2 separate regions of the Homo sapiens genome follow, and region 2 is linked to region 1. The links are chromatin loops, found by intact Hi-C in ENCODE. Cell type or tissue: mammary epithelial cell. All regions are shown on one strand. Links, peaks and the distances in the headings refer to the core of each region. The heading gives the core; the rest is flanking DNA. Region 1 overlaps PPFIA2 (PPFI scaffold protein A2). Region 2 has its middle 37 kb from the start of PPFIA2.

What was found. Hi-C counts contacts between places; a loop is a spot of excess contacts. Peaks named below come from ENCODE experiments on the same cell type or tissue, not always from the same donor. Only the 100,000 strongest peaks of a DNase experiment are listed, where the experiment ranks them.
Region 2: a loop joins it to region 1, with 2.8 times the contacts of the local background. A loop is called at or near these places in 14 of 110 quality-filtered maps.

What each region holds. Positions count from the first base shown.
Region 1 is chr12:81,639,743-81,655,558 of GRCh38, reverse strand. The region is part of intron 4 of PPFIA2 (PPFI scaffold protein A2); the gene reads left to right. Among named protein-coding and RNA genes, the nearest start is that of PPFIA2, 110 kb to the left of the region's middle. In mammary epithelial cell, for the core only: a CTCF peak has its summit at 10,832 (motif pointing left); no DNase peak of the experiment used is centred there.
Region 2 is chr12:81,788,450-81,804,265 of GRCh38, reverse strand. No RefSeq gene overlaps it. Among named protein-coding and RNA genes, the nearest start is that of PPFIA2, 37 kb to the right of the region's middle. In mammary epithelial cell, for the core only: a CTCF peak has its summit at 6,988 (motif pointing right); no DNase peak of the experiment used is centred there.

The DNA of each region.
Region 1 (15,816 bases), core at 7,353-15,352:
ATTAACCCATTGGCCAAAAAATAATTCAAGTACAAATAAGAATTTTTTTGATTCATTTTGAGATACTACATATTGACACATGTGGAAGGCAGTTAAAACCCAACTTAGAGAGAAATTTATAATATATTTTTAAAAATATGTATTAGAAAAATAAAGGCTAAAAATCAATTATATAAACATTTAATCTAAGAACCTAGGGAAAAACAAGTAAATAAAACCTAAAATATATAGAAAAAAATAATGGTGTTAGTAGCAGAAATTAATAAAATATATTGGAATATTTAATATAGAGGATAAAGGCAAAAGTTGATTTTTGGGGGAAAATTAACATTGACAACTCTCTGGCGGGTTCATCAAATAAACAAGTGAGAAGGTGCAGATAAACAATAGCAGAACTCAGTAAGAGTATATCACTATAGGTCCTACAGACAATCAAAGATAAGACGATATTTTCAACAGAATTTATACTGATGAATCTAAAATTGTGGATGAAATGGACAAATTCCTAGAAAAACACACTTCAACCAAGTTAATTCAAGAAATAAAAAATTCAGGTGATACTTCACATAAAAGAAAAAATCTTCAATTAAAAATCTCCTCTCACAAAGAAAACTTCAGGACCAAATGGCTTCACCAGTGAATTCTACAATCATTTAAGGAAGGAATTATACCACCTATTAAAAGCTCTAACAGACAGTTAAAAAGAAGAAGCGCTTCCCAAGTTGTTTTATTAGGTGTATTCATTTTCTATTGCTGCGTAACAAATTGACGCAACCTTAATGACTTAAAATAACAATCTCAGTTTCTGGGAGTCAGAAGTCTGGGAACATCTTAGATGAATCCTCTGCTTAGTGTTTAATGGACTGCAATTAAGGTGCTGGTGTGGCTGCTTTCTGATCTGGAGCTTACGGTCTCCTTTGGAGCTCATGTTTATTTTATAATTAGTTAATTAAATGAAGCAATACACAGAATATGACCTCAGGAGATAGTTGGGTTTATTCCATAAATGCTAGGTCTATATACTCATTATATAGCCAGAAAAACATGCTAGGAGGAAGACTTATGAAGCAATTCTTTTTGTTTTGTTCTTCTGTGCAGAAATTTAATTCTATAAACAAATCACCAAGATCCATACATCGTTGATAGTAATTAGTTAGGATTTTATGTTAGTAGGCTTTTAAAATAGTGATCAAGTGTCTCGCAGTTTTTACTTACAATTATGTTTTGTTTATTTTACATTTGTTAATATTGGGACTTACTATCTCTCAGCCTAAGAAAAAAAATCAGTATAAAATAGATGTTTTTTTCAACATCTTATATAATACAAGGTGTTATCACTCTGTATCTTTTCTTTACATTTACATTATTTTCTCATTTTATTATTATTTTTTAAATCCACAGATTTTTTAAATTTTTTTCTTCTTCGCTAGTACTTTTCATTCTACAGATGATTTTTTTTTAATTTTTTTCCATTCCTTGAATACTCCAGTTGTTTACTGGCTTTTTTTGAGTATATGCCATGACAGTTAAATTAAGAAATGTTCCCATATTCTTAGCTGATAACACAAAGTATATACACTTATACGCACATATTACTATATTTATATGTTTACTCATATCTATATTTAGTATGTATTCACATATACATATATTATATACAAACTATGCCACTGAAATGATACTTGTTTGGCTGGCATTGTGAAGGAAACAGCAGGGAGCTATGATGAAGAAAGGAAGGAAATCAAGGAAGACTTCTCTGAGGAAGTGATTTTCAGAAGATGGACCATCTGAAGATCAGGGAGATGAAATAGCAGAAGAAATGCAGTGGGTTAAATATTGTCCCCTCAAAATTTATATCCACCTAGAACCTCAGAATGTGACCTTATTTGGTAATATGATTTTTATAGATGCCATTAGTTAAAGATCTTGAAATCAACCTGGATTTAGGTTGGGCCCTAAATCTAATGACTGGTGCAGGAGAATGCCATCTGAAATGGAGACAGAGATTGGAGTGATACCTCTACAATCTATGGAATGCCAAGGATTGCTAACAACCACCAGAATCTGGGAGGGAGGCATGGAAGAGATCCTCTTTTGGAGCTTTTAGAAGGAAACAAATCTACTGACAACTTGGTTTTGGATGTCTGGGATCCATTTGTGGTAATTTGCTACAGCACCACTAAGATACTAAGACAAGGAACAAAGGATCTAACTGTGACAGAAATGTAGTGAGCTAAAGGCAAAGTGGCATAAAATGGTATTGGAGTGAGAGGCAACAGCTAATCATGCTAGGTCCTGTAGGAGTCTGGATTTTATTCCAAGTACTATGGAAAATGATGGAAGTGGAAGTACTATGGAATTACATGACAAGATTTATGTTTTAAAAATATTATGCTGGTTGCTCTTAAAATTAAGTGAAATAGAACAAGGACTGAACCAAAAAGAATCTGGTAAAGGGCTAGGCTAATACAGGAGTTCAGGTAAGTGGTGGGAGTTTGGTTTAGGGTCATAGCAGTAGGGAAGTGAATTGGGTTGAGATATATTATGAAGTTAGAATTGGGGACTTGCTGATGGGTTGGATTCGTATATTGAGGAAAATTAAAGATGGCTCCTAAGTCTGGGGAACTACTGGATAGATGCTCATGACATTTACCAAAACAGAGAACATAAGAAAGATTTGGGTGGGGTTGGGAGTGGGAAGAAAAGGGCAATGTTCTTTAGTTTGGCGTAGGTGAATTCTTCATATGGATTGAGATGTAAATTTCAGGGATAACAGTATGTAAATAATATATAATGATATGGGAATAGTGAGACCATCTACAAAGAGCAAGTAGAAAGATGGGAGGAAAGAAATCTAAGACCAAACCAACAATGAAGCAAATTAGAGGAAAAATGTGCAGTAAAGGACACTAAATAACTAGCTGTCAGGAAGAAAATGTATGAATCTTATATTACAGAAGGAAAGACGGGGAGGTGGGGAACCACATTCTATTGCCCCACAGTAATTGATATAACTGATTTATTTTTATGTAAATGAGGATTAATTAGTCAAATGACTGCATTCAGGACTTTCTACCTAATTAATATCTTAGGGAAAATTTTCCTCAGCAATACATTCTGAGTAGCTCTCTGAGATTTCTGGGTCTTTAGTCTTTGTGTTGTTTTTTTTACTATGTAAGATGAGATGGAAATGAAATTCTGAAGCAAATCGCCAATGATAACTTTGTAAGGCCACAATTATAGTTCACACTGCTTTTTATAGCTTCATGAGCCGAAAACCTCAATGGTATTCTGTTTTAAATTTTGCAGCCAGTTTATCTAGTATGACTTTTTAAAAATAGCATTTATATGTAAAATCCAAGTGAAGAGTGAAGAAGGCTATAAACAAATAGCCAATTTCAAATTTGGCTCATCTCCAAGGTAGAACTGGTCTTTCACAGTCATCCTACTTTTAGACTCATAGAAATGTAGAACTAGAAAAGATCTTACAGACTGTATAACTGTATACCTTACTTTACAAATAAAGAAATCAACGTTCAGAAAGAGCAAATAACCTGCCTACGGTCGCATCTTGTTATTGGCAGAAATGGAATTAAGATCACTAGTTTTCTTTTGGCTGGTCAAAACTGTCAACTGTGGAAACTCCTCTTTGTAATTAATCACAAGGGGATGCTATCTTCAAAAGCCAATAATACCAAAGGAAAGAACAAAACAGATAATATTTCTTGAATATTGTGGTTATGTGAGATAGGAATGAAGTCCTAAGAAATGACCCAAGAGTTTAATTCCAATTTTATCACTTATGAGCTCTTTGATTTTAGACAAGCCACTTATTCTCACAGAGCATCAGTTTTCTCATCTGTAAGAATAAACTTGCATTTCACTGTTATGTGAGGATTTGTGATAATCTTTTGGTAACTATAATGAAGACTTTAAGACTCTTGTAGCATTCAGTCATAACACCACTGAAGTAACACAATTTTGAATCATTACATCAGAAGCTGACCTTGAGGGAAAGAGTCAAGTAGAGGGAAAGAGAGAGTAGTAAGAAAAGAAAAGACAAAAAGAAAATAGCATGTTTAAGTTTTGGTCATGTAAGTGTAATACAATACAGATACATTGACTTTCAACTATTTACTCAAATTTTTTTGAAAAAAAAAGTTTTGTTAATGTTTCTGCCTGCAGGAAGAATAAATCTCTGTTTTACATCTTAATAGATTAGAACAGTTTTTCCATCTCTCTTGGTTTTTACCCATGTTACTGCTCTCATTTATCTCCCAGCTCCTTGGGGGAACTTAAACCTTCAGATATTCCTTTTCCCTCCAGCAGTCTCTTCCTTTCCATTAACTCACTTTTCTCTGCTTTGGAATGTCCCCTATGCTGAAGATCCTTTTATGAAACTATAATATCCTCCCAGTTGGGGTCTACAGCTTTACTATATAGCCAGATTCCTCAAATTAGTACATTATATCTCCTACTACAGTCTCTCAACTATGATTCCCTCCATTTTATGTGAAAAGATTTTTAACCTCCATCTAAAACAGAATGCTTGAAAATTATATCTGTATCTGTAATAATTGAATCCAGTGACCTAATTTCATTCTTCACTTCTCTTGCCCTCTCCGTAGAATTTAAAACTGTTCTATTTCTGCCTGGAGACTCCTTTCTCCCACTGTATTCAGTGAGCTTGTCTTGAAATTCAGTCTTTGGCCATATGTTTCTCTTCGTTCCTACCTACATTTTTACGGTGGTCAAGAACAATCATAGCTTCCACTGCAGGTAGCTAAATCTAAAATCTCTGGCTTCAGGCCAAATATTTCTTTTGATTCTTAATCTTCCACTTGGAATTAAAGAGGAAAAAATTGATTATTTGAGAAATATTGCATAGGTTTCTAAACTTCAACCCGTGCCTACCCTGCAACCTCAGCAATCTAGTTTTACCTCCCTAAACTAATCTAGTTTTACCTCCCTAAATTATACATTTAATTTCATTCCCTTGCTCCAGAACATTCTCTTTCTCTTATTTCCTATAGGATATAAGTCTATACATGGTAGATTTGCTCTTATGCATTAGGGATTTTATTTGAAAGCCTTAAGAAAAAAATGAAAAATACTCAAATTATTTTTGAAAATCCTTTAGAAAGAAGGCATGTTAAAGACTAATAGTACAAGTTATCCGGTATATTTAATTTTTTTACTCAGGTACAATAGAGAAAGAGTACAATCCACATTTTTAAAAATACACAATTTTGCTGGGCTCGGTGGCTCACGCCTGTAATCCCAGCACTTTGGGAGGCCGAGGTGGGCAGATCACGAGGTCAGGAGATCGAGACCATCCTGGCTAACCCGGTGAAGCCCCGTCTCTACTAAAAATACAAAAAATTAGCTGGGTGCAGTGGCGGGCGCCTGTAGTCCCAGCTACTGGGGAGGCTGAGGCAGGAGAATGGCGTGAATCTGGAAGGCGGAGCTTGCAGTGAGCCAAGATCGCACCACTGCACTCCAGCCTGGGCAACAGAGCAAGACTCCGTCTCAGGAAAAAAAAAAAACAAAAACAAAAACATAATTTGATTAGTTTTGAAAAATGTATGTAGTTCTTTAATCACCATGACAATCAATATATGGAACATTCCCATGGCCCTAAAAATTTCCCTGGGCCCCTTTTGAGTCAGACTATACTGACACTAATACCATATCAACCATTGATCTACTTTTTGTCATGATAGTTTTGACAATTCTGGAATTTTATATCAAAGGAATCACACAATATGACTTATTTCACTTAGCACAATGCTTTTAAGATTCTTCTATGGTTTTGCGGTATCAGTAGTGTAAAATAGTTCCTCTTTATTGTTGAATAGTTTTCTGTTATATACATATACCGCAGTTTGTTTATCCAGTTGCCATTTGATAGATATTAAGGCCATTTCTAATTTTCAGATATTATGAACAAATCTGCTCTAAATATTCAAATATATATTAAAACCTCTTGAGCAGATACCTACAAGTAGAATTTCTATGTTTTCCAATGAGTGCATATTTAACTTTGTAAGAAAATGGCATACATTTGCCAAAATGAAATGTCATTTGGCATCATCAACAATAATGTATGAGAATTCTAAATTGATCCACAACCTCAGCAGCACTTGGTATTGTCACTCCTAATTTTAGTCATTTTAGTGGATATGTCATATCTTATTCAGTTTGCACTTTCCATTTCTTGTTAAGTAATGACATTGAACATGTGGTCATGCATTTATTGGCTGTCTATATGCCCATTAAAGTTACTTTTTAATCTTCTTGTTATGGAGGTTTCAGAGTTCTTTTATGTAGTGAGTGGACAAAGCCATTATCAGATATGTGTTTTATAAATATTTTATCTGAATCTGTTGCATGCCTTTTTATTTATTCTAACAGTGCCTTTCAAAGAGCAATTTTAATTTTGATTAAGTCCAATTTATTTTTTTCCTTGTTTTTGAGGCCTATATAGAAATTTTTCTCTAAATAAAGGTGACAAAGATTTTGTCCTGCTTTTTCTTTTAGAATCTATGAATTTAGCTCTCACATTTAGACTTATGATCTGTGAATGATTAATTTTTGTGTATGGCATGTAAATATTTTTTCTCATATGGCTAGCCAATTGTTCTAGTTATATTTCTTTAAAAAAAAACTATGATTTCTTCCTTAAATTACCATAGTATTTTGCCAAAATCAAGTGACCATATATGTTTTGGTCTGTTTTGGACTCTCTTCTTTTCCATTGATCTGTAAGTCTATCTTTTTGCCAATAATAGAGTCATTATTACTGCAATTTTATACTAATCCTTGAAAGAGCTACAATTTTGTTCTTATTTTTCCTTATTGTTTTACTTAATAAAGGCCTTCACGTTCTGAGTAAATTTTAGAATCAGCTTGTCAATTTCTACATAAACAAAAAAAGAAAAAACCCTGCATGAGAGTCACCGAGATTACATAGGATATATAAATCAATTTAAGGAGAATTGATATCTTACCCATATTTAATCTCCTGATCCATGAATATGGAATATCCTCTCATTTATTTAGGTCTTTTAAAATTTTCTCAAAATTGTTTTAATATTTTAATTTCCATTTTTTGTTGATAGTGTATCAACTTACTATTGATTTTTTATATTAACTTTGTATCATGCAATCTTACTGTATACACTATTAGTTCTAATAGCTTTTTTTACATAGATGAATGTCAGCTGTGAAATTTTATACTTTGTTGTGTTTCATTTCATTTTAATAATTTTCCCCTTTTAAACTGAGCAAGTTCTTTTCTATTCCTAGTTTTCTAAAAGTTTTTTTGTATGTATGAATTGATTTTAATTTTATTAATTTGTCTTTCTTGCTTTTTATTGATTGAGAAAATAATGTGATTTTTCTTTTCCAGTGAATTGTATACATTGATTTCAGTTGTTGAACTAACCTTACTCCTTTACTAAAACATAATGGGTCATGAGATATTATACTTTTTCTGTAATTCTGGATAAAATTATATTCTATATTTATAGAGTTCTAGATTGAGTTTTTTTTTTCCTTTTGGTTAAGTGTTGCTCCCTTGTCTTCTAGCTTTCAATGCTTCTGACAAGAAGCCTCCTTTAATTTTTAATCATAGTTCCTCTTTTTCTCTTGATGATGTCTTCAAGATTTTATATATATATAATATATATTATATTATATATGTTATATATTATATTATATATTATATATACTATATATTTTATAGTATATATAATATATATTATATTATATGTATATTATATATATATATATATTTGAGACAGAGTCTTGCTCTGTTGACCAGGCTGGAGTGTAGTGGCACGATCTTGGCTCACTGCAAGCTCCACCACCCCGGTTCACGCCATTCTCCTGCCTCAGCCTCCTGAGTAGCTGGGACTACAAGCACCCGCCACCACGCCCGGCTAATTTTTTGTACTTTTAGTAGAGACAGGGTTTCACCATGTTAGCCAGGATGGTCTCGATCTCCTGACCTCGTGATCTGCTCACCTCGACCTCCCAAAGTGCTGGGATTACAGGCGTGAGCCACCGCACCCAGCCATATTTGGTTTTTAATAATTTTACTACGATTTTTCTGGTTACGCTTTTCCTCTTATCATTCTTAGAATTCTCTGAACTTTTTGAATGTATGATTTGTTCTTTTTTCATTATTTTTGGAAAATATATTTGCATATAAGACCATTTGATACTGTCTTACAGCTTTTAGATGTTCTGTTTTCTGTTTTTCCATTTTGTTTCTCAATATGCTTCAGTGTGGATAACTCCTATTAACCCATTTTCAAGTTCACTGATCTTTCCTCTACTATGTCTGGTCTGCTACTAAGCCCAATTAAGGGAATGTTTAAATCTCTGATAATTAATTTTTAATTTCTGGTATTTGTATTTGATTCTTTTATTTATAGTTTCCAAATTTGTGTTGAAATTCCCCATTTGTTTATACACGCTCCCCCCCCCTTTTTTTTTAACCAGTTCCTTCAAATTATCCATAATTTTTAATTTCATATCTCTGCCTGAAAGTGTCATCATCCTGAATTTCTATGTTTCTGGTTCTATGGACTATTTTGTTGCTTTACACTAGAACTTTTTTTCCTTCCTCCTTTTCTCCCTGCTTCCCTCCCCCCACCTTCATCTCCTTCCCTTCCTTCTTTCATTCCTTCCCTCCTTCCTTCCATACCAAACATTGCATTGGTTAAAAAACACAGAAGACACTGAGGTAAATATTTGTATTCCTGAATGTCCACTCCCCTTTATCTCACAGGCCAGTAACTTGGAGTTTGAGTTAGCAGAAAGTAGTTGAGCTTGATTTGGGCTTTAGTGTCACTATGGACACATTCAGTGAAACACAGGCTTAAAATTCTTCCTTTTATGGACTGCGCCTATGTTATAATTTGTATGAGTATTGCAATGTCAGAGGGTTTGTCAAAATGTTCCTCTTCCATTTTTAACTTTCAGAAGACTTTGCATGACTGTGTTGAAAGAGGAGTGAGGGCTTTCTCTTTGCATTCCTGTGCCTTCCCTAGCAATAGACTATTGTGGCTTCCTACTTACTGCCAGTCTCATGGTAGGAGCAAAGGAAAGGGGAGATTGGAACTTCATAGTTCTCCTCCAGCCCCAGTCTTATGCTGGCTCTCTGCACCAAACCTCAGCACTGGGTCTTTCTTCATTTCCCTTCCTGTTCTCTAGAGGGTCTAGGGTGCAATCAAGTTTTCTAGCCCTCCTTCAAGACAGCTGACCTCTGCCTTGAATGATTGGGTGTTTCTACAGGCTGATTTCCTGCCTTTCCCCTGTAGCAATATACTATATCATTGTAGAATTCTGGAATTAAGTTGGTGTCTTACTCCTCCCTCAGTAGCAGATGGCTTTTCCTACTGTAAAGGGCTGGTTGGAGGAGTAAGACTTCTATACCTTTCTTCATGGCAGCTGACCTTGGCCTAGGAGGAAGGGGTAAGAGTGTCTCCTGTCTCTTTGCCAGTGCAGCCAATCTTTGCCTGCGTCTTATGGAAGGGTTTCCTGTCTCTCTCCCATGGGCAGATGGCTTTGGTTATCAAAGCAGGACTAAATGTTGGATGCTAGACAGGATCTTGCCCTTCCTCTAGCAGCAGATTGTCTTGTTCTCTTTTCCTACCTGTCTCCAGGAGTAGCTGAACCCCTCTTGTAAAAGAGCTGGTGTCCAAGCAGGTGCAGACTTCCCTTGGAATGGTGCCCTCAGGAATTCTGACTTCTCATGATAGCCCACGCTAGGTCTTAAGAATTTTTAAAATGTTACTTGCCTCCCTACTACCCACTTTTATGGCTGCTTTCACTTGGCTCCATGTTCTGCTGATAATTAAACAGTTTGTGTGTCCTGTCTTTCCTCAAAGGAACTTGTCAACCTTTGGAATTTTGTTCATCTCAGAGGGACGTCTTAAGTACTCAGCTTTCTGAATGTTTAAGAAAAAAATAATACTTTTCAGAATTACCTACCTCTTTCTCATTTTTAGCCTGGGATCAATATTCCCTTCACACTTTTTACATCCGAAGTAGAAATAAAACTCTTATCTATTTTTTTTCAGTATTGGTGCATATTATTCTTCCTTTAGGTGGTTACCAGAAAAATAATTTGGTTTATGCTGAGGGGTGGTGTAAGCAAATCATGTAAAATATTGAACATTAAGTTGGGCCTCAGCAGGGTGAGATGTAAAACTGTATGAGTCTTGAAGGAACTGAGGGACCAGACAGTCAGGAAATATAATATTTGAAAAATATGATGAGTAAAATTAATACCACTATTCAATTTCTTTTTAAAAGTTCCTTCTTTCTCTTTCTTCTCCTTCCTTCCTTCCTTCCTTCTCTCTTTCCCTTTATCTCTCTTTCTTTATTTCCTTTTCCTTCTGAATACCTAAATTCAGGTTAAAAAAGTGTGCTTAGTATATGACTCCTCTGTACTTAGTTTAATATTAGAAGGTTTAAATATAGTATTTCTATGTTATATTCTAGCTTTTCTTTATTTCCAGAGAAGAATTTCTGTTCCAGCCAAAATTTTATTTTTACTATTCCTCCCTTTGTGTTTTTGTTTATGGCTACTATGCATTTTCTGAACTTTTAAAACCTCTAAATTCTTAATAACTGAAATTGCTACCAAAATGTTTTATACTTTTAGCATTTAAAAAATAAAAATCAAATGAAAATAAGTTTTCAGTAATAAATGCATTTTCACTGCTCATTTAGCGACTTAAAATCATGCTCAATCTGTATCATCATTGAGCACTATGCTTACATAGAACAAAACTGCTTCCTGTTGTAATTTTTAAATAAAGAGCACCACCTTGTGGGAACACATGCTTAACCATGTTACAGAAAATGGAAAACAAATATTAACAGAATAATAATGTTTTAAATTACTGACAGTTTATTTATTTTAAATTAGTATAGAAAGAAAGCACCATACTACTTCTGAAGAAAAAACTAAAAAGGTAGAAAATAGAATTTGAAAATTTTGTCAGTTTTTCATGTTATGACTCAATACAAGTCTGCAATATTGTACTTGCTAATGATTACTTTTTTATAAGTATTAATTATCTTAGAACTAAGATTTAGCTTAAAATAACAGAGCTATCAGGAACTATGAATATGACCTAATCTAGAAAAGCTTTATTTTAAAAATAAGGAATCCAAACTTAAGGGGATATATTTAGTGTGTTCACCAACTTACATATAACCAGCGATGTGATAGCTATATTCATGTAAACATCATTTCTATTTGCCTGAGTGAGTCTTGATGGATTTTCAGACAATAGAATATAGTAATGCATCATTTACCCATACTGAGGTATAGATTATCTAGCAAAAGTAAATTTTATCATAATGTAAAAGGTATAATACAACACACTACTGTATCCTTAAAAATGATTATTTTTATAGAATCTTTCTGTGGTGTATTATCTGTATTTTTAACAGCATATGTTTAATGCACATAACATTTTATGGAATTTAATTCAAAAAAACTTGACATTTTTGTTGGTCAAGGTGCTGGTTCTTTTAAATGTTTCCCATTTGACATCAATTCATCTCAGTTTGCTTTCGAAAATTGGGGAAAAGTTTGTTGCTATTCCTCTTTTAATGGGAAGCTCAGAACTGGAAAACAGCCCTTCCCCAAACAGAAAAGGAACATTGATTTTATCTCTTTTAAAATCACTCTATGCTTTAGAATGCCAAATTACCTTACTACTTGAAGACCTCAAGTCATATCACTCTTCTACGACAAAATCGCAGAATAATAAAATATTTTATAATGAAATTATATATTGTTTTAAACATGGGATTTTGTTGAGCCAGATTTTCCCCACCTGATTTTGATAACCTACCTTCAGGTGACTCCAAATTCAGTTACTCAGTCTGATAAGAAACCATCTCACTGTCACATCATCCAACCTGTATATCGTTATTTTTTCCCAAGATCCATAACTCAAATAATCCTGCCCACCAGGATTGATTGGTTATAACAATATTTATCTCTCTATTCTTATTACCAAATGTAATTCAAGTAAACATTCTACTTCGACTTATTTTCATTCATAATTTGTTGCATCTAATGAAAGTATTCCAGAGTCTAAAGAACTAGAAGCTGTAGACTTATTGGACTTTGTGTAATTACTAGAAATCATTATGCAGGATAATTAATAGAAATTATAGGGAAGGTGTCTGCAAAAGTATTTTAGTGGTTGAGGGGTCTTTGGTGTTTATTTTTCAGTTTCTTGATGTCTATTGAAAACCTATCCTTCAGAGAGATATGTGACAGTTATTCTGAATGAGTTTCAAATCATAATCCCTTTGACTTTTAACCAACTGAATTGAGTGTTGAATGATAGTATATTTTATTTTTATAATGATATTTTAAGTAATTTGGATATATATGTTTTAAGAATAAAATGAATATATTTATGAAATATATATACACATATAACATATATGTAAAATATATACGTGTATATATAACATGTAATAATAAATGTCATAGATATATACACTATATAAAATATATATTATATACACATAAGAGATATATAATTTATATATGTGTGTATATTACATATATTATTACATATGTTATATATACACATTTTTTACATTTGTGTGTATATAACATAAATATGTTCATTTCATTCTTACAACACATATGTAATACATGTTATATATGTATGTAATACATACATACATATACATGTATGTAATACATACATACATATACATGTATGTATATAATACATACATACATATACATGTATGTATATAATACATACATACATATACATGTATGTATATAATACATACATACATATACATGTATGTATATAATAGATACATACATGTATGTATATAATAGATACATACATGTATGTATATAATAGATATATAGTATCTATTATGTGTGTGTATATATATATTACATATATTATTATACTTTTATAATAAGGGGCAATGCTTGTTTTATATCCATTGTCCCTTATTGTAACACTGTACTAAGGACATTACACAGCATTCTTTAGTACAATAGTTGCAACATGGAAGGAACTGCATATATTTTCAGTTTTTATTAACATTATTATTAACATTCCAAGAAAATTCTTTTGTTACAAATAGGAACATAGGAGGGTGATAAGTTTTCTGACAGATGTAAAAGCTAAGGCCAGAGAGATAAAATAACTGCATAAAATCTTACATAACTCTGCATAGAAGTTGTTCTATAACTGGAGCTAATCTGCTATTTTTCCTACTTTTTTGTTTTACCTCTTTAACTTTCAGATATGTAAGCTTTTGTGTGTATATATGTGTATAAGTCTTATTATAACAGAGTCTTTGAGATAAAATATATATAATTGAAATCATATAGTTGAAATATCAATACATTTATCTATCACCTATCTATACATGTATATATCTACATATATATAACAATGATATAAATCATTGAAATCATCTCCATTATTTGATACTGCAAGCCTTGGATAACTAGAATTGTGTCATATGATAGGATAAAATATTCAATGAATTTAATCAGTAACACATGAATGCAAGAATATGAAAGTGTTAAAATATAGTATGCAAGTACAAAAGTGGGAGAATAGTAAGAAGTTCAGTTTGACTAGAGCAGAGTTTTCCTGAATGGATAAGCTACACTTTGATGCATAATAAGACACCCTGACACTTAGTTCTCCTTAGACACTTAGTGTTTTAAAATAGTAAATATTCATTTCACCTATGATTCTATGGGGTGGGAATTTGAGGTTGGCTCTACAGGGCAGTTCTGCTGATGTGGGCAAGGCTCAGGTGAACTTGGCTGGGCTTGTTTATATGACTGTGGTCAGTTGTCAGATCAAGGAACCTGGCTGTTCTAAAATGGTTCAGCTGAGACGACTCATCATATTGTGGGGTCCTTCATCCCCCAACAGGCTGGACCAGGTGTCTTCAATAGGCAGCAGTGGCCCGTGGCTCCAGACTGAGAGCAGTGGCATGAAAATCTATTGAGACACAGATTCAGAACTCATACAGCCTCACTTCTGGGGCATTCTTTGGGCCACAGTCAATCACCGGACAGGTTAGATTCAAGGTGTGCGTACCTTGGCAATGGGCAGATCAGTAAAGAACTGTGGTCACTTTTGTAATTTGCTGTAATCTGAATTGTGGCCATGGAAGTGGAAATGCTACATATGGTGAGATAATAATCAATGAGATTTGGAATCTATGAAATAAGTGACAAAGGGAGAAAAGCCTAGTTAAATTATTTTAACTAGGTGACTTAGTTAATGAGAAATAATAAAATTTATGTGGTTAAATACTTGCGGTGAAGTTGACCTTGATTAAAACCCATTCCAGACTATATTTAACACCTGTTATATATTTCAAAATAGCTGGAAGAGAAGATTTGAAATGTTCCCAACACAAAGAAATGAAAAGCGTTTGAGGTTATGGATATCCTTAATTGCCCTGATTTGAGCATTACACATTATGTACATGTATAAAAATACCACATGTATCCTATAAATATGTGCAATTATGTATCAATAAAGAATCGATTTCATTTTATCACCAATTCCCTTCCCTAAAAACTAGGCTTATGCAAACAACTTAATTTTTTTTAAGGTCTCATGTGTTTCTTCATTTGCAAAAAAAAACTGTAAATGATGGTTGCTAGCTCATTGGGTGATTAGGAGCATTATGAAATAATGCAAGCAAAATAAATAACTATGTACTTAATGTTCTAGGGGCTCAAAATGGCATGAGTTTATTATTTTTAGGATTTATATTTTCTTGGTAGTATTGTGAATAGTATCCTGGTTATAACAAAAGCACATCTCAGAAGGAAAAACTCGCTTGAAATTAATTCTGTTTTCGACAAAGTTTAATTGTACTGTCAATGGAAATGGATGATGGGGCACTAGAAAATTTAAACTGGAGTTTTAGATAGAAGTCATAGATAAAGATCCCCATATCAAGAAGATAGTTGAAAAGTTGTGAATAAAGAAAATATGGAGCAAAAGTCTGTGCAAGGAAAAGAGCAAGCAGCCAAAACTAAATATTGAGGAATTTTGAAAATTAAATTATGATTATTTGGCAAGTGTGATTAGATACGTAGGATAAGACGATATTTTGTTGTTGTTTGTCGTTCTGAGTTTTGGCTCATCCTGTTTCTAGTCACTCCTATCATCACCAACTGTTAGAATCTTATTCCTCTACAGACTTCTTTTGTATCTCCTGCTTTCTGTGTTTGATTATCACATTGCAATGTATCGTATAGGTAAAGAACTCTTCAGGGAGTATTTTCACTGAATAACAATAAGATGCAGGATTCATAATATAAATCACTCCAAAATTTTATGATAGTCCTTCAAATGTTACACAGACATTAAATTTAGATACATATACACACATGTTTATGTATAATCATACTCATATTTGAGGGTCATTAAATACAGCTAAGTTTTCCGAAACTTCAAATATTTCAAAAACTAACACTCCTTCCTCATAAGTGAGTATACACGTAGCACTAGCAGGTATAAATAATAATTTCAATTTATATAAGAAATTTTGGCATCTTCTGCTGCCTTCAAAAGCAAACTTATATTCATTTTATTAGGGTGATGTGTTTTGCTTCTTAAATGGAGATTCTTTCCTGTATGGCTCACCATAGGGCAGAGGTTGTCTAGATTATCAACAACCTTGTCCTCACGTATATAATTTAGTATTGCGATATCAATGCAAATTCTACAGTGAAATATTATATCGTTATTTTCAGTCCTA
Region 2 (15,816 bases), core at 2,836-10,835, 150 kb before region 1:
GGTGTGTCTTATTTTTTACTGCTAAGTGCTTATGACACTTATGTGTGATTAAGTGTAATAACATTATTGCTTTTCAATAGCATAAAAATTCAGAGTCAAGGGTAATGGTGATACCAATCAACCACAGATTGTCGACATGGGTGGCTGAGATAGTGACACTTTTGCTTTCTGATGGTTGAATGTACACAAACTTTGTTTCATGCAAAAAGCGATTAAAATATTGCATAGAATTGTCTTTAGGCTCTGTGTATAAGGTGTACATAAAACATAAATTTATTTTTTGTTTAAACTTGGGTACCATTTCCAAAGTACCTCATTATTCATATTTAAATATTCCCAAATCTGAAAAGAAAATCTGAAATTCAAAACATTCCTGGTCCTAAGAATTTTGGATTAGGGATACTCAGCCCATATAGTGCATATATATCAGAATTTGTTATGTAGAAATTTAAGAAGGTAAGTTTTGTAAGGTACTCAATACAGAGCCTAGTGCATAGTAAACATTCAAGAGTGCCTACTAGTCGTTGTTATTATTATTATTAACATGGTCATGGCTTAGCCAAACATTAGGTGTATGGCCTTGGATAAGTCATTTGTCAGCTCTGTGTCTCAGTTTATTCCTGTATAAAATGGTATTAATAGGAGCAACTGAATTAGTTAATAAATGAAAATTTGAAGAGTCATTCCTATCACTTACAGTCTGAGTAAACATAAATTCTTCATATTATTTATTAAAGAATTGCTTTCACTAACCTATCTTCCACATTTGAGAGTCTCACTCTTTCAGTTGTGGAGTCATGTTTGTTTACAGGTGGGTAGAGAAAACCTGGATAAGCTGATGTTGTGTTTCTGTGTCTTCCAGCCTGTCATATCCCTTTTGTCACTACACTATTCATGCCAAACAGTGATGCCCAGCTCTCATAAACCAACAGGGAAAAAAAATCCCTGTTAGATGGCCTCTTTACTCAACTCACTCAAACAGTACTTGGTGATAAAGGGGCTTCTGTAATTCTGCATGCTTCCCTGGGGAAAATTCCTATTTCCACTTGTGTGCAAGTTTGTTTCTACATTTTAGAAAGTTGCTTTGTTTGTGATGATGACTCCCAGCCAAACACCTGATGGGGCTCAGTTTACAGAATTCAAGCTCTAAATTTAGGTTAGATACAGGGGAGGAACAATGAATGCAGAATCAAGACCAGAAGAAACAAATAATAGTCTAAATTTTATATACAAATTTTCTTCAGAAATGTTCAGACCAATTTATACAATTGGATTCAGATAAACATTATGTTGATAACTTTTCTTAAGCACATCTCACTTTAAAATTATAATCATATTAATATTTGCTCTCAACAAAAATATCCTAGGATGGATGTTATTAATCCCATTGTGAATTTGAAGAAACAAAAGCTAAGTTAAATAGTTTAGAAAAAGTAAGACATAAGAAGGGAGAAGATCAGGACTTAAATCTTTGCCAAATCTCATCACCCAAACAGCAGGTGGATGTGCCGATATGCATTAAATCCCTTTCCAAACGTTAAACATGTAAGTTGTTTCTAATATCTGGCTATTAAAAGTAATGGCACAATGAATAGATCAGTGCATTAATCTTTTTTATTGCCTCTAAATAGATAGAATACTAGGAAGGGACACACTAGGTCCAAAGGGTATGTAATATTTTTAAATTTTTTTTTTAGGACATGAGATGAAATTGCTTCCCAGAAAAAAGCAGGAATGAGTGCCAAATTTGTGTATTTTCACCCACATTATCATTCTTTAATCTTTGAGAATTTGATAGGTAATATAAAGTGTTAATTTACATAATTACATTAAAATGAGATTGAAAACTATTGTTTCTTAGCCATTTATATTTATTCTATGAATTTTCTACTAGTATATATATTTTTTTAAAAAATTGGAGATATTAGTGGGATTTTAGCAATTGATTTGTGGGCACTCTTCATAGATTAAAACATCTTTTTGACTCTGACATATTATTGCATTTCCCTTGGTTAGTTTTTGCTTTTAAATTTGTTTATGGTGGTTTTGTTGTTTTTAATAGGTAATTATGTCTAATACATATAATAAAATGTACATTTTCCCGTTATAAATTATCTTTTTATTTTTGGCTTTTCTCCTTCCCCGTAATCACATTCACATGTTTACTTTTAAGCCATCTAACCCTTTTGCAGTTATATACCTCACATATAATTCTTCAAACTTCTTGGTATTATTATAGAATAATAAGGTTAGGATATAAATTTATCTTTTCTCAGAAAGCTAAAAATGTTAACTATTTTAACTCTGTTATATATAGATCTTCTCTTGTCGCTTTTTTTAGACCTTTTAAACCTCTAATAGGTATTATCCTGTCCTTTTCATTTTGCATTTTTGTACTATTTTTGTAAATGTTAGCATTATTTTAGTTTCCGTCATTGTCTGTGAGGAAACTGATGATCCTATAAAGATAAATGGTGAACTGCATCATGGAGTTGATACGCGGTATGGCGGAGACTGGATTAAACCCAAATTTTCAAGCTCTAAATGCTGTATAGTTATCATCATGCTGATCTTGCCTGTTTTATTTTTCCTCCTTTTTTTCTCTTCCTCTTAGTTCAGATAGCATATTTTTTTCTTATATTTTAGTGATAACACATAGTAAATGCTGTCTGACATCTTCTTACATCTCCAGTGGTGCTATATTTCTAGAGTAAACTTTCTGGTATATTTTTAAGGGAATGTCCCCATTATGTTTATGTAGTCTTTTCATTAGCCTAAGGCCACTTCCACGGCTCAATACCCCTGCCGGTTTCCTTACTCTGGAATAATAAGTGCTCTCTTCCAGTAGTTTGCTGTGCAGCACAGATAAGATGTGTGTTTTCCCTTTGTAATCTCTCACGGTACACCTGGATGCTGCCAGAACACCCCTCTCAGATCTTCAGCTTGAGGACAGTTCAATGTGCAAAGTCTTTGCCAAATTTCCATTTTCTGGCAGCCTTTAGCTAATGCAGTTCTGCAAGATTAAGGAATGATCTCTTATCCTTCTCGTTTTTGCCTGTTCTTTCAACTCTGAAGGCTGGAATTTTTTCCCCTGAACATTTGGAAATAAACGGTATTTCATTTGCCAGCCTCAGAATCACTGCCCCAGTTTACAGTGGCGTTCCTATCCCAGGGCTGGCTTCCTTATTTGGAAATGTTCTCACTGGGGCAAGCTACATTACTGAGTGCTTAGCCTCTAGGTCAAATGCTAAAAGCACAGAGGGGGCTAGTAATGACATGAAACTGAAGAAAGCAGGTTCACTGTTTTGGTGCAAATCCTGTCTTTCTGAGGTCACTGTACAGTGGGACTGTACCAGAACCTTATACTCGTGATCTTCCTATGTGGCTGTGTTTGGTTTACTTCTCAAAATATGGGGCAGGTCAGAGTATTTGCTGAATCTGGCACATCTGTGTGTAGCAGAGGAAATTATTCCCAGAATGTGGCAAATCACAATCAGTACTCTCTCTTCTACAGCCCTGGAAATTTATATGCTTGTGATTTCATGAGTAATTTGAGTATTGGAGGTGAATGAGTCTATCATTGGGAACTGTTAGTCATCAACATAAGACAAAAGCCACAAACTTGTTTAAAAATTCTACTATCACACAAACTTGGAAAATTTATACACTTGTGGCACATCACATCCACCCCTCTTCCTGAAAATGCCTGTTTTGTAGCACATGATTTCAGGGAAGTTAACGGAAAAGATCTTTCCGTTCCCTTGTCTTCAGGCTTTGTACTATTTCTGTATCTCTTTCTCTTTGCAGAAACCAGCACTGTGAAGCAATTGTGAGACACATAATAAGTGGTTTTAAGTTGTTTCTAATTCGATTTTCTTCTCTTACTGTTTTGCTCCATAGTTTCCATCCACTCCTTCTTCGTTGCTATGCGTTTCTTCATGAGAAGCCAGACAAAAGTTACGCTAGCTCTGAAAAAGGACTGAATTATTTTGTATTTCTTCTTCTACTTCAGTTATTTTTAAGAACCGCACATAATAAAGTCCAGTGCTTCTTATCTTGAATCAACAACTTTTTGTTCAAGAGTATTTTCTACTTTGTTTCTTCCTCCTCATGCAAACATGGTTGTGCAATTACCAGTACAGACAATTTCTCATAACTTACAGGGCAAATTGTTACAGGTAGTTTCAAAGACTTGTCCATAGCTGAAAACATGATACATCAGTGGTAGAGCCCAAAGTGGATATAAGGATGTTAATCTTATGTGCTTATAGTTTAAAATTCTAATATGCCCACTGTCTCATTGGGGGTTACTATTATTCATAAATAATAATTATAAACTAATATGAAATATATTTTTGGTGAACTATGATATCGTATAAATTCTTCATAAATCTAATAAAATGTTACCTTGATTATGTTCACTTTTATAACAATTAAGAGGAGTAATTGAGACAATAAATATAAAGTGGTTAGCAGTGCCTGGCACATAGTAAGTGCTAAATAAGACTTCATTATCATTATGTATTAAGTGGCTAATAGGTGTCAACTGAGCTGCTCTTCACTTCACAGCTAAGGAAGGCTTTATAGCAAATCATTTAATTATCTAAATTTCTTTTTGGCTTTTATATATTCCTTGTGTCTATTTTATCTACCTAGTATCATTTCATTTACAGTGTAATTTAAATTGCAGTATATCATTAAGTAATTTAGAATTTACATATTAGAGAGTGCTGGGTTTTTCTTCATCTATTTAATTTCCTCTAGTTGTATGCTTCACTGAAATGGCCAGGTCCAGAGTTCTATTTGTTGAAAAGCAAAAAAACACACTCTCATAAGTCTACTTGTGACTGTTTGCCATAGCCTATGCTTTAAAAAAGTTTAAAAATAAAGAAAAAATACTTTAAAAATGTTTTTATGCCCTAATATTTTTTACACAGTGAGTATATAAGAAGGAACCCTGTGATTGAAAATAAGCAACTACAAAAGGAAGACAGGCAGTTACATAGATGACTGCCACAGGATGGGTCAGGAAGGCAGACAGACACAGTCACTACAGCAGCAAAATACTCTTCAGGTCACTACATGTGACCGGGGTAACATGTTGGGGGAGGTCTGTATGTTTAAAATGGAAGACAGTAATGATCCATTTCACAGATACAGTAAGGGTTTTGTTGTTGTTGCTGTTGTTGTTTTAAAATGAAGAGTTCCTAACAAGTTACCTGTAGAAAACTATTGGGCTGTGTCTCCCTTAGCAGCCTAGGGTGAAACTGATCACCGCAGTGATGTTTACTTTGTGTTCACAGATGTCATATTTACGGTTATGGCTGGGATGCCCAGAAACAGATCCTTCTCTTCATTGTCTTCAAAGATAGGACTTTCTGATACTATGTTCCTTGCTTACAGGATGGCAGCAGTAGTTAATCCTCTCATTTTTCCAAAGTTAGCCTTCTGCTCCTTCTGGGTGATTGTTATGTTGGTCCCTGTTCTTCCTTTGTTCCAGGTAAATAATTGGGAAATGAGAAGAAATTGAAAGTATGTGGTTTTATTTATCATCATTCTAGGCTTTCTGTCTACTCAATGTCCTCTTCTGCCCCAATATAAAGCAAAGCCCAAGTCAGAAGAGGTATTATATCTGGACAGGAAGTGAGAAAAATCAGAGCGGCATAATGTGTAGGATTTGACATATCCCTTGAGGGGAAGCAGAGGCCCAGTTTTCTTTGAGAAGGAAAGGCTGAACCAGCCAGAAACACCCACTTTCTGCATTGTCTGGCTGCCGGCTGCCTGCGAAATGCAGATGGAAAAGCTTGATTGCTTTCAGGAAGAAGCAGCTTCTCCCCAGGTATCCACGCTTACCTGTGGTTAATCAATCTTTCTTCAGTACCTCATGTTTCTATTTTCCTGCTCCGTCTTGCGTCCCCCTGTAAAGAGATTCTCAGTTATCTGTAGTTCAAACCCACTAAGGTGTGATCTGATAGTGTTTTAAGGGAAAGGTTTTCAGAGTAGGTGTGTGTGACAAGAGGCTAAGAGAGAACTTGAAGCTACTTAAACACTTTATGTTTAATTAGGACTGCCATCGGTTACTCGTTAAAGAAACTTGCCTATCTAGTTTAACCAAATAGTGGTATAGGTGTAATTGTGCCATCTAATATAGTGACCACTAGCCACATGTGACTATTTAAATTTAAATTTAAAAATACATTCAGCATTTATTCCTCAGTCTCACTAGCTGCATTTCAACTGCTCTGTATGTGGCTAGTGGCTACTGTATCGGGTGGCACACAATATTGCAGGAAGTTGCGTTGAGCAGCATTAGATGTGGGCAGTCACATGCTGGTGACACTCAAGGTACTTCTAGATTCTTACCAGGTTATTCGTTATGTACAGATGTCCAAGAATCCTCAGCTCAAAGTGACTGTTCCTTCTCCAGGCCTCATGTCAATGCTCCACGCAGGAAAGAGGGAAAGAGCAACAAAAAGATGATGACAGCTCATTCCCTTCCCACTTTCTGTTTTTCAGGAAAATAATAACTTATTCAGAGTTCCCAACTGTTAAATTACTTCTTATAGCACATGAAACGAAAATCGGTTGCATGGCTTTCCCCAACTGGGAGAAGGACTGGGGTAAGTGAATATGTTTAATTGGCACATGGCTACTACAAACAAAGTCAGAGTTGTGTTGGAAGACAGAAGGGAGGAATCAAAATTGAGTAGGTAACATCAGAATCTGAAACACATGGGATACCTTTTTTATAGCATCAGTTTGCGCTTAATTTAAAATATGTGCTTTGAATTTTTGGTAAGTAAATTTTAAGTAACTTAAAACGGTGCATATTTAAAGAAACAGGGATATGCTGTACAGTAGAATATTTCCAAATTACAAATTTTTGGTAAAACATGATGATACAAAGAAATGTTGTCCCTTGGCAGGGCCAATTTAATATATACCTCCACATACTGTTAGGGTACTTAGCCTTCTTTTGCCACTAGGGGGATTTGGGTTTAATAGTTTGAAGGAAAAACATACATTAGGTGCTTCTTTTATTAGAACAGTTCTCATTTTCATGGGCGGCTCTAGGCAACTGGTAAGTCTTCAGGGTCTCAAGGAATAATGAGATCTCTCACACTGTTAGAGCTGAGGAGCTTTTGGTTGTTTTGGGTCGTGTGAGTTTTACAGCTTTTTGCAATGCCTCAGATAAAACCAAAACAATTGTGTATAAAAGGTATATTAGTGCCTCATCTGCCTTACACAGCTCTTTAAACTCTTCCTAAGATCTTCTTAAAATGAAAAACTGGGTTTGGATTTCTTAATGTGATGGTGGTGGAGAGAAAGCATCAATCTAATTTTTCTGCTTTCTAATTTTTCAAAGTATACTTTCAAAATGTGAATATCCACTTACAAGTGAGTTTGCTTTGAAAGTACTATGGTATATTTGTCCTATAGTAGGATTCTTTGGCAGTGGGGACTCCTTAATGAACATAGACATAGGCTTACTGTACCACAGGGGTGGCCCCCTCAAGAAAGGTTTTAGTAGAGGTTAACTATGATTTTGCAGAATAAATGACCAATAATAGTGTATCGATTTTCCATAATTGCCCTGACCTTCTCTCCCACATCCCAATATTTTTAATAAAACAAAATGGGATTTTGATACATCTTGATTCTTTGATGCATCCATCCTAAAATTTGCAAATTAGCCACAAATATTAAAGACAGAAGTAGCCTTACACTTTTTCTTTGTGGGTAATTTTTTAATCTTTAATTTAATGGTTTTAAATATGTAATATTTAACATTCCTCCAGTTATACCATTGTGTTTTATAGCTAGGACACACTCCGATGTGCTTATGTGTTACTATGCTCATCATCCTTCACAAAAGCAAGAAAAATAAAATGAAATAAAAAAGACTCTACTGTTTCCTTTACAATTACTTATAAAGTCAGATTAATATGAGAGCATAGATAAACACAGCCAAATGTAAATTTTCAGATAGGGCTCACAGCAACAAGTGAATAAATTGATATGCATATGTCTTCGACACAGAAAACCAAGGCAGCAGACTTTATATTTGGTTTTGCTGGAATGACAAGATTGGAAAGAAATGTAAAAGATTATTAAATAAATTTTTGAACCTTTTAAAACCAAACTATATTGTACATATAAAAGAAAGCAAGTCATACTATACTGCCTGATTTACTATTAAAAGGTAAACACATTTTTATAACTACTACCTGTATCAGAATATGAGAGACCCGGTGTCTCGAGAAGCCTCTCTCATGCCTCCTCCTAGCGTTGCCTCTCCACAGGTAATTACTATTCTGAATTGCATAATCATGAACTAGGTTTGTCAATTTTTTTGCATTTTATAGGAATGGACTCATACATATAGTACGTGTTGTTTTGTGCCTGGATTATTTCGATCAACACAGCACAACTGAGATTTATCCATGTTGTATGTAGCACTGATGCAGGTTATTTCTTCTTGATCACTTTGCAAGCCAGAAACCCCTGGTCAGTGATGCCCTGCCCAGGCCTCACTTAGCCATGCTGGCGTGCCCCAGCTCACCTGTGTTATAGCTTGTACCTGCATTTGGCAGTTCCCGAACTCTTGTACTGTGCCCAAGAAGAATGAGGATATGCTGGACACTGAAGGGTGAGGAGGGCCGAGAAAAATTTTATTGAGTGACAGAACAGCTCTCAGCAGAGACGGGATGCAGCATGGTACGGGAGGGAATCCCCTACCCAAAGATGGGAAAGTCCCCCTCTATGGCTGGATCTGGGGTCTTTTATGGGCTCAGAATGGGGTGTGTGTGTGCTGACTGGTTTGTGAGTATGCAAAAAGGGTTAAAGCGAATAAACCACTCAAAGATGTACATGACAGTGTAGAAAACCAATTAGGAAAGAGTAGGTATATGTAAAATAGGTGAAGGGTGGAGATCAATCAGAGGAAAGAGGAGAAGTTCTCAATTCAGTCCAAGGGTTTAACTTGTAGCTTGATTTTCAGGCTTTAAACTGTCTTTGGCTTGGTGGTGAGGTTTCACTGGGGACCCGCCCCTGTCTGCCTAGGCATTTGGCTGCCTCCTGTCAGTATCAGTAGTGATTTGTTCTTTTTCATTGATGTGCAGTTCTCCATTTTAAGGATGTAACATTGTTTACCTTTCTACTGCTGATGGTTGAGTTGTTTCCAATTTAGAGTTCTTATTAAGAGTGCTGCTTTGAATATGTAGCACTAATCTCACATTACAAATTTCTGTTCACTTTTTAATTTTATGTGTATACTTTAGAGTGGAACAGTGGAGATGCAAGGTATAGCTGACTATAGTCAGCTTGTTAGATACTGCCAGTTTTCCAAGGAGATTATAACAGTTTATGCATCATCATCAGTGTTTGAGAGTTGAAGTTATATTCCTTGCCCTCACCAACACTTTTCATTGTTGGCTATCTAAGCCATGCTTTTGAGTGTAAGATAGTATCTCATTGTTAATCTGCTTTTCCCTGATCATTTGGAATATGCAACAGCTCTTCATATTCTTAAAGGCCATTTGTAATTTCCTCTTTTGTGGAGAGATGTTTTGTCATTAGTCTCCTTTTCTAAAAGGGTCATCTATCATTTTCTTGGTAGATTTTTTTTTTTTTGAATTTTAAAATATTCTGAACATCAGTTATCTTTTAGAAATAAATATTACAAATATCATCTATCTGAAGCTTGGCTTTATATTCTTTAAATCTTTTTTTATAAATAAATGTTATTAAAATTTATTGAAGATGTGGAAACATTGCTACCATGCAGCAGAACTTAATAAAGATTCCTGTAAGAAATTTTATATCTCATTCATCAGTATTTCTGAGGTTTTTGTTTTGTTCTGTTTTTGTTTTTATTTTTTGTTTAACCAATCTGTGCCCATAAATTTCTATAAATCTGTCCTATAAATTCATTTTTCTCTCCTGTTCAAATGCTTAAACATTTTTGTTTTCAGATAATTATTTTATATGTAAGTTAAAATGGCTTATTTGTAATATAAAAATATTTACTGTTTCAAGCCGCAATAAGGAACATGCTTTATTTGCTGAGCTGGCTGATAAGAATGAGGAAATTTGCAAGACTCTGGAGGTCGATGGATAACTGAATTATGTTATAAAAAGAAACCATGAAACAATGAAGGCTGGCTGACAGGTTCTAGAGTTTGAAAAGCTGTAGCTTTAAATGTTGGAGATGCCTGTAGGAAAGAGAAAGTTAGGTGAAAAGGGTGGAACAGAAAGTGCTTAGATTTTTATTAATTTCTGCTGTATGGCTACAGTGAATCTCCCAATAAAGTCTACATTGCAAGCTGTTGCTTCCTAGAATTGTATCTAATTTAGGGGAAAATGTGCAAAAATTTCTGAAGATGATGCATGATGGGCACAAGTAAGTACAAACGTGATCATGAGGACCCCATCACATCTGTGAAATCCACAATTCTAACATATCTACACAGTGCAATTTTCAAGTGCATTTTCAGTTAATTATAGAAAAATCATTTATTATTCTTTATGATATCATACTTTACAACGAAAAGTTAGCCCAATTATTTTAACTGTTTTTTCTCACTTTAATAACATTTATTTAAATTTTCTATGTGCCTTTTATTTCAGAAGTTGATATAGTCTTGCAGCAATATATTTATTAGAATAAATAAAGTGATATCATATTTTCAACATGCTATAATTCTCTAAATTGTGGCCATGTAAGAATTATGCCAGAATATATCCAAACTGGGTTAGTCATTTTTCTCTTTTTGCTACAACAAATTGATGTTATTGTTTAGATTTACATTAATAATAGAGAGAGTAAATTGCCATCTTGTGTTTACAAAGTAGGTTTTGTTTTATTTGACATATTTTAGCCATGCCCTTGGTTTTTCCTCTCACTAACATAATTTGGCTGGGGGAATCTAGTTTTTATTGTTTCCAGAAAAATGAATACTGGTAAGAATTGATAGTAATATTGATAATTGCCTGCCTTAAATGTTGACATGTATTACTGAAAAAAAAAACGAATACTGCACCCTCAGAAGGATACTACTGGTGATATTACTCACATTCAAAAACTGTATTTATTGCCGTATACCACTAGATTTTCTTCTCCTGCTTCATTCTCTGTTTTCTCTCCTGTAGTGTTAGAAAGTAATAAAATTCACTAGACTACTATTCTTGACAAACCAATCCTGCCCTGACAAAAGAAAGACCTTAGAATAAAACCAATCCTGCCCTGACAAAAGAAAGACATTAGAATAAAATTTCTATAAAAAGAATTTCAAGACTTCTACAATTTTGACTGCATGCAAAATTCACGTAACATTTACATTCACAAAGGTTGTCCACGTTGTTATTATCATGGGTGAGAACTAATCTAATTAGAAAGAGTGCCAATGCCCCTGCAGGTGGAGAAGGGGTAAGATGATTGACACAGAGATTTTGAGTGTCAAAAGTAGAGTGCTGATGTAATACTTTGTTTAGACTTTCAACAAAGGTTTTCAAAATCAAGAACTTTAGATGTTGTTAACTCAGACATTTTGTAAAATGACAGATAACTTATTCTGTGTGGGATCTTCTAACCAAAAAATTAATTTTTGCCTTTGGCTGGCTGTCAAGGGCTGATTAGGTAGTATAGAAGTTGAATAATAAAGGAGTTATTTTTTAAATAGAGGAATTTTTGTCTACCACGTTCCAGCAGGAAAAAGAAAAAGAGGACAGGCACGGTGGCTCACGCCTGTAATCCCAGCACTTTGGGAGGCCGAGGTGGGTGGATCATGAGGTCAGGAGTTCAAGAACAGCCTGTCCAGCATTGTGAAACCCCGTCTCTACTAAAAATACAAAAACCAAAAAAATTAGCCAGGCATGGTGGCGCATGCCTGTAATCCCAGCTACTCAGGAGGCTGAGGCAGGAAAATTGCTTGAATCTGGAAGGCGGTGGTTGCAGTGAGCTGAGATGCTGTCAGTGACTCCCAGGATGGAGTCACTGCATTCCAGCCTGGGCGACACAGCAAGACTCCCTCTCAAAAAAAAAAAAAAGAAAAGAAAAAGAAAATTCTACCCTATTGCAAGTGGGATTAAGGATTTTTTTTTTCCTAATGGATTACACAGGAAATCAGGCACAATGCTCTATAAACATGTAGGAAATGTGTTTTGAGCACCTCTATTATACAGTATGAACCGAGGACTTCAGGGAAATTCTTTATACATGCTGCCTTCCATGTGTCTATGGAAAAAAAAAAAAAAAAACCACAACCTAAAATTCCTGATAAGCATTGGTATCTCCTGTTGGAAAAGTTATTCTGCATTCAAGGAAGATGGCTTCAAGATTTTTTTACTTCTTCCATTAGCCTGGAGACAATGATTAGGTGACAATTATCTTTGTTCTTATTTCTCCTCAATTTCCTTATAAATTGGTGTGTAAGTTCAGCAAGCTTATTATTATTAATACTTGTTCTGTATATTTTACTGAATTATGGGAAATGTGTCACATAAGAGCAATATGCAGTGTGCACAGTTCTGCTGAATGTTTTTCCTGCCATCTGTCTCGATTCTTGTCTTTGCTTCTCCTACCTTGCTCTAATAATCAAGCAAATAAAGCAAACAGAGAAAGCAGCAGCAAACTCGGTAGTTTTTCTTTCATCCTCTTGTTGATAATGTTTATTTTGACATCAAATATCGTCAACACTAATACAGATTACTAGGAGGCAGTATGTTGTGCTGTGGGGGTAGAGGGCTTTGTAGCCAAGGGTTTGAATCCTGGCTTTGCCACTTACTCAGAAAAGTGGAATTAGACAAGTCATGTACTTCTCTGTGACTTAGTTTCCCTTATATAAGATAATGATAATAATACTTAGCGTAAGGTGCTGTGTAATTAGAGATAATGTTCTTAGAACATAGCAGGCATGATTTAAATGATAGCTAGAAATCAAAAGAAAAATCTACAATCTCTTTCCTTAAGTAGCTTGGTATATAATGGGAGATATATGGAACAAAGAAAATAATTCAATATATTAGTATATAATTTTTCCAAATGATTAATCAGGATAATCAGTGCTAGAGAATTTTAGAAGCCAAGTGAAAGATTCAGTACCATTCATAAACTAGTGCCCTTTTCTCAGCCAAAAGCACCACAGTGAAATCATTGTCTTAGGCAGTTCCCCTTAACAGCAGTTGCTGCAATACACCAGGAGTGGCTATTGGAGGTTAGAAAGCTATTGCAAAAATTTAACAACAAGCTGGAATTGTACAGACAGATAATGCTGTTCACATTGGAATTAAAAGCACTTAAGGACTGAAGGGAGCAAGCAGCACAAATAGGTAATTCGCTCACCAAATGCTAAACAGAGATAAGCATAATGTTTTTCCATAGATAGATAGGTAGCATCATTGATTTGAAATAAATTAAATTGCATTGAGCTGCTTATTAATCCAGAGAAAACCAATTGGAGCTATGAATAAGAATCTTTCCAAATTATTTCCCTAGCCACTTCACACCCTGGTGCTAGTGTTGAATTTAATAAAACAGGACCAAAGAAGCTGTGGCAATTGAAGCCTGTAGCTTAGCTGCAGAGCTGAGAAAGGGTATACGCAGCTTTATCCAGGCTGTTTCACAAAGGATATATAATATCCACAGAAAGAACCTCAGGATTTGCTCCCTTCTAACACCCTAGCCCTCCCCCGACTCAAGGCCTCCTACATTCACAGATATAGAAAAGATATATATTCTAATGCCCAACAGAGTAAAAATAATAGCTGTATTATTCTATATTTGCATAATACTTTATAATTATCAAAGTGCAGTGATACATATTTTCAGTAAGTTTCTATTGGCTCTTTCCTATATTTCCAAATATATACTTTAAATATGTATTTCATTTTCTCAAAAGTTGCAATCTCTGTGTATTAAATTGAAAAAAGAGGCCAGGTGCAGTGGCTCACACCTGTAATCCCAGCACTTTGGGAGGCTGAGGTGGGCGGATCACCTGAGGTCGAGAGTTCGAGACCAGCCTGACCAACAGGGAGAAACCCTGTCTCTACTAAAAATACAAAATTACTTGGGCATGGTGGTGCATGCCTGTAATCCCAGCTACTTGGGAGGCTGAGGCAGGTGTATCGCTTGAATCCGGGAGGCGGAGGTTGCAGTGAGCCGAGCTCACCCCATTGCACTCCAGCCTGGGCAACAAGAGTGAAAAAAAAAAAAAGGAAAAAGAATTTTAAGAATGTCTCTATTGTCAAATCATTTTAGATGAATGATGGGAATACAAAAAAGGTGGTCAGAATAATTCTATCTTTTGGAAATATTTTGTTTAAAGAACCAAAATGAAGTATTTGACATAGAGCCTTGAAGGTTCCGGGCAATAAGAAAAAACAGGAAATATGTCCTCAGTTCAGCCTCTTGAGTGCATCAGTTTAGTATTAATATGGTTATATAAGTCTTCACAGAAAGGGATTGGAGTTTCCAGAACTCTAAACTCAAACATTCAGAATAAAAAGTATTATCTGGGTATTAAAAGTGACCCTTACATGGTGTGTTCGAGGTCATATGCCCAAGTCAGCAAATGTGAACTGCTCATTATCAACTCTAATAAATATGAGCCCTGCAAGTCACAGTTTCTATCCCCCAGCAGTCCTGACAAGGAGATAAATAATTGTAAATCAAATGTGGATTTTTCACTTCTTCTATTATAAGAAATCAGTGGTAAAACATAATAGGCCCCAAACAAGTTAACTAGTAGGATAGCCTTTTAGTGTATGTGTGGCAGAGGATGTCAGCGAAGTAAAAGCATCAAAACATATAGTATAGATAGAAAGTTCAGAGATAAAAAGCTCTGAAAATCAATTTTTAAGTCCCTTAAAAGCATGCACATTCCAAAGCAATGATTTTTGAACATTCAGTTAATACTATGTTTTCTGAGAATTTAAGCTTCCTATTGGGGAGGGCACAGAAATAATTAATTAGAGACTAGTCATGCAATCTCCATCTTTTGTTCTGTTCAAATAAGTAAATTTACTTTAAAGTTTACGTGAGACGATGTTCAAGAATATTTTAATATGACAATATCATAATAATGCGTAACATATTATTAAAATGTGAATGCTGTCTAATGTACCCATTTTTCATATGTCGAGCAAGATCATAGCAGAATCTGGAAATTTTAAAGTACCAATTTACCAAGTAAATCTTGTCATATTTAATGTAAGAGTTAACGGTTACCTTTTACTTCAAAATGAAAAATCATGAACAAATATAAAACTGGATATGACACCGTATCAGTAAGCATAATCCAAGACTCTCTTTAAAAAAAAAACCCAAGAAATATCGGCACTCTGTGTAACAGTAAAGTCAGAGAATATGGTTTTAGGAAATCCAAAGGAAGAGAGAGTTGTGAGAAACAGTATTTATTAACTGTGTCAAATGTTTCTGGGAGCTTAGTTTAGAGGAAGCCTGTCAAGTGCCCATTTGGTTTAGCATCATGAAGTTCAAGGAAGGGCTTGATTAGAACGTGTTGATGTGAATTATGGAATGAGAGGGAGCTAATGAAATGTAGATATTACAGGTAGTATATCAATAAGATTGGCTATAAATGGGAAGATATGGAGTAGTAATTGGTAGACTATATGGATGGTAGGAGGGGCTTAAAAAGATGGATAAGACTTGAGTACGTTTACATATTTGTAATAATGAGTCAAAAGAAGAGGAGAGGTTGATAATAAAAATAGAGGTTGAGAAAAATCAACAAAACAGGAAAAGAGCTCCAGAGAACCGGCATATATGTGAAGCTGATGTGATACTCAATTGTAAAT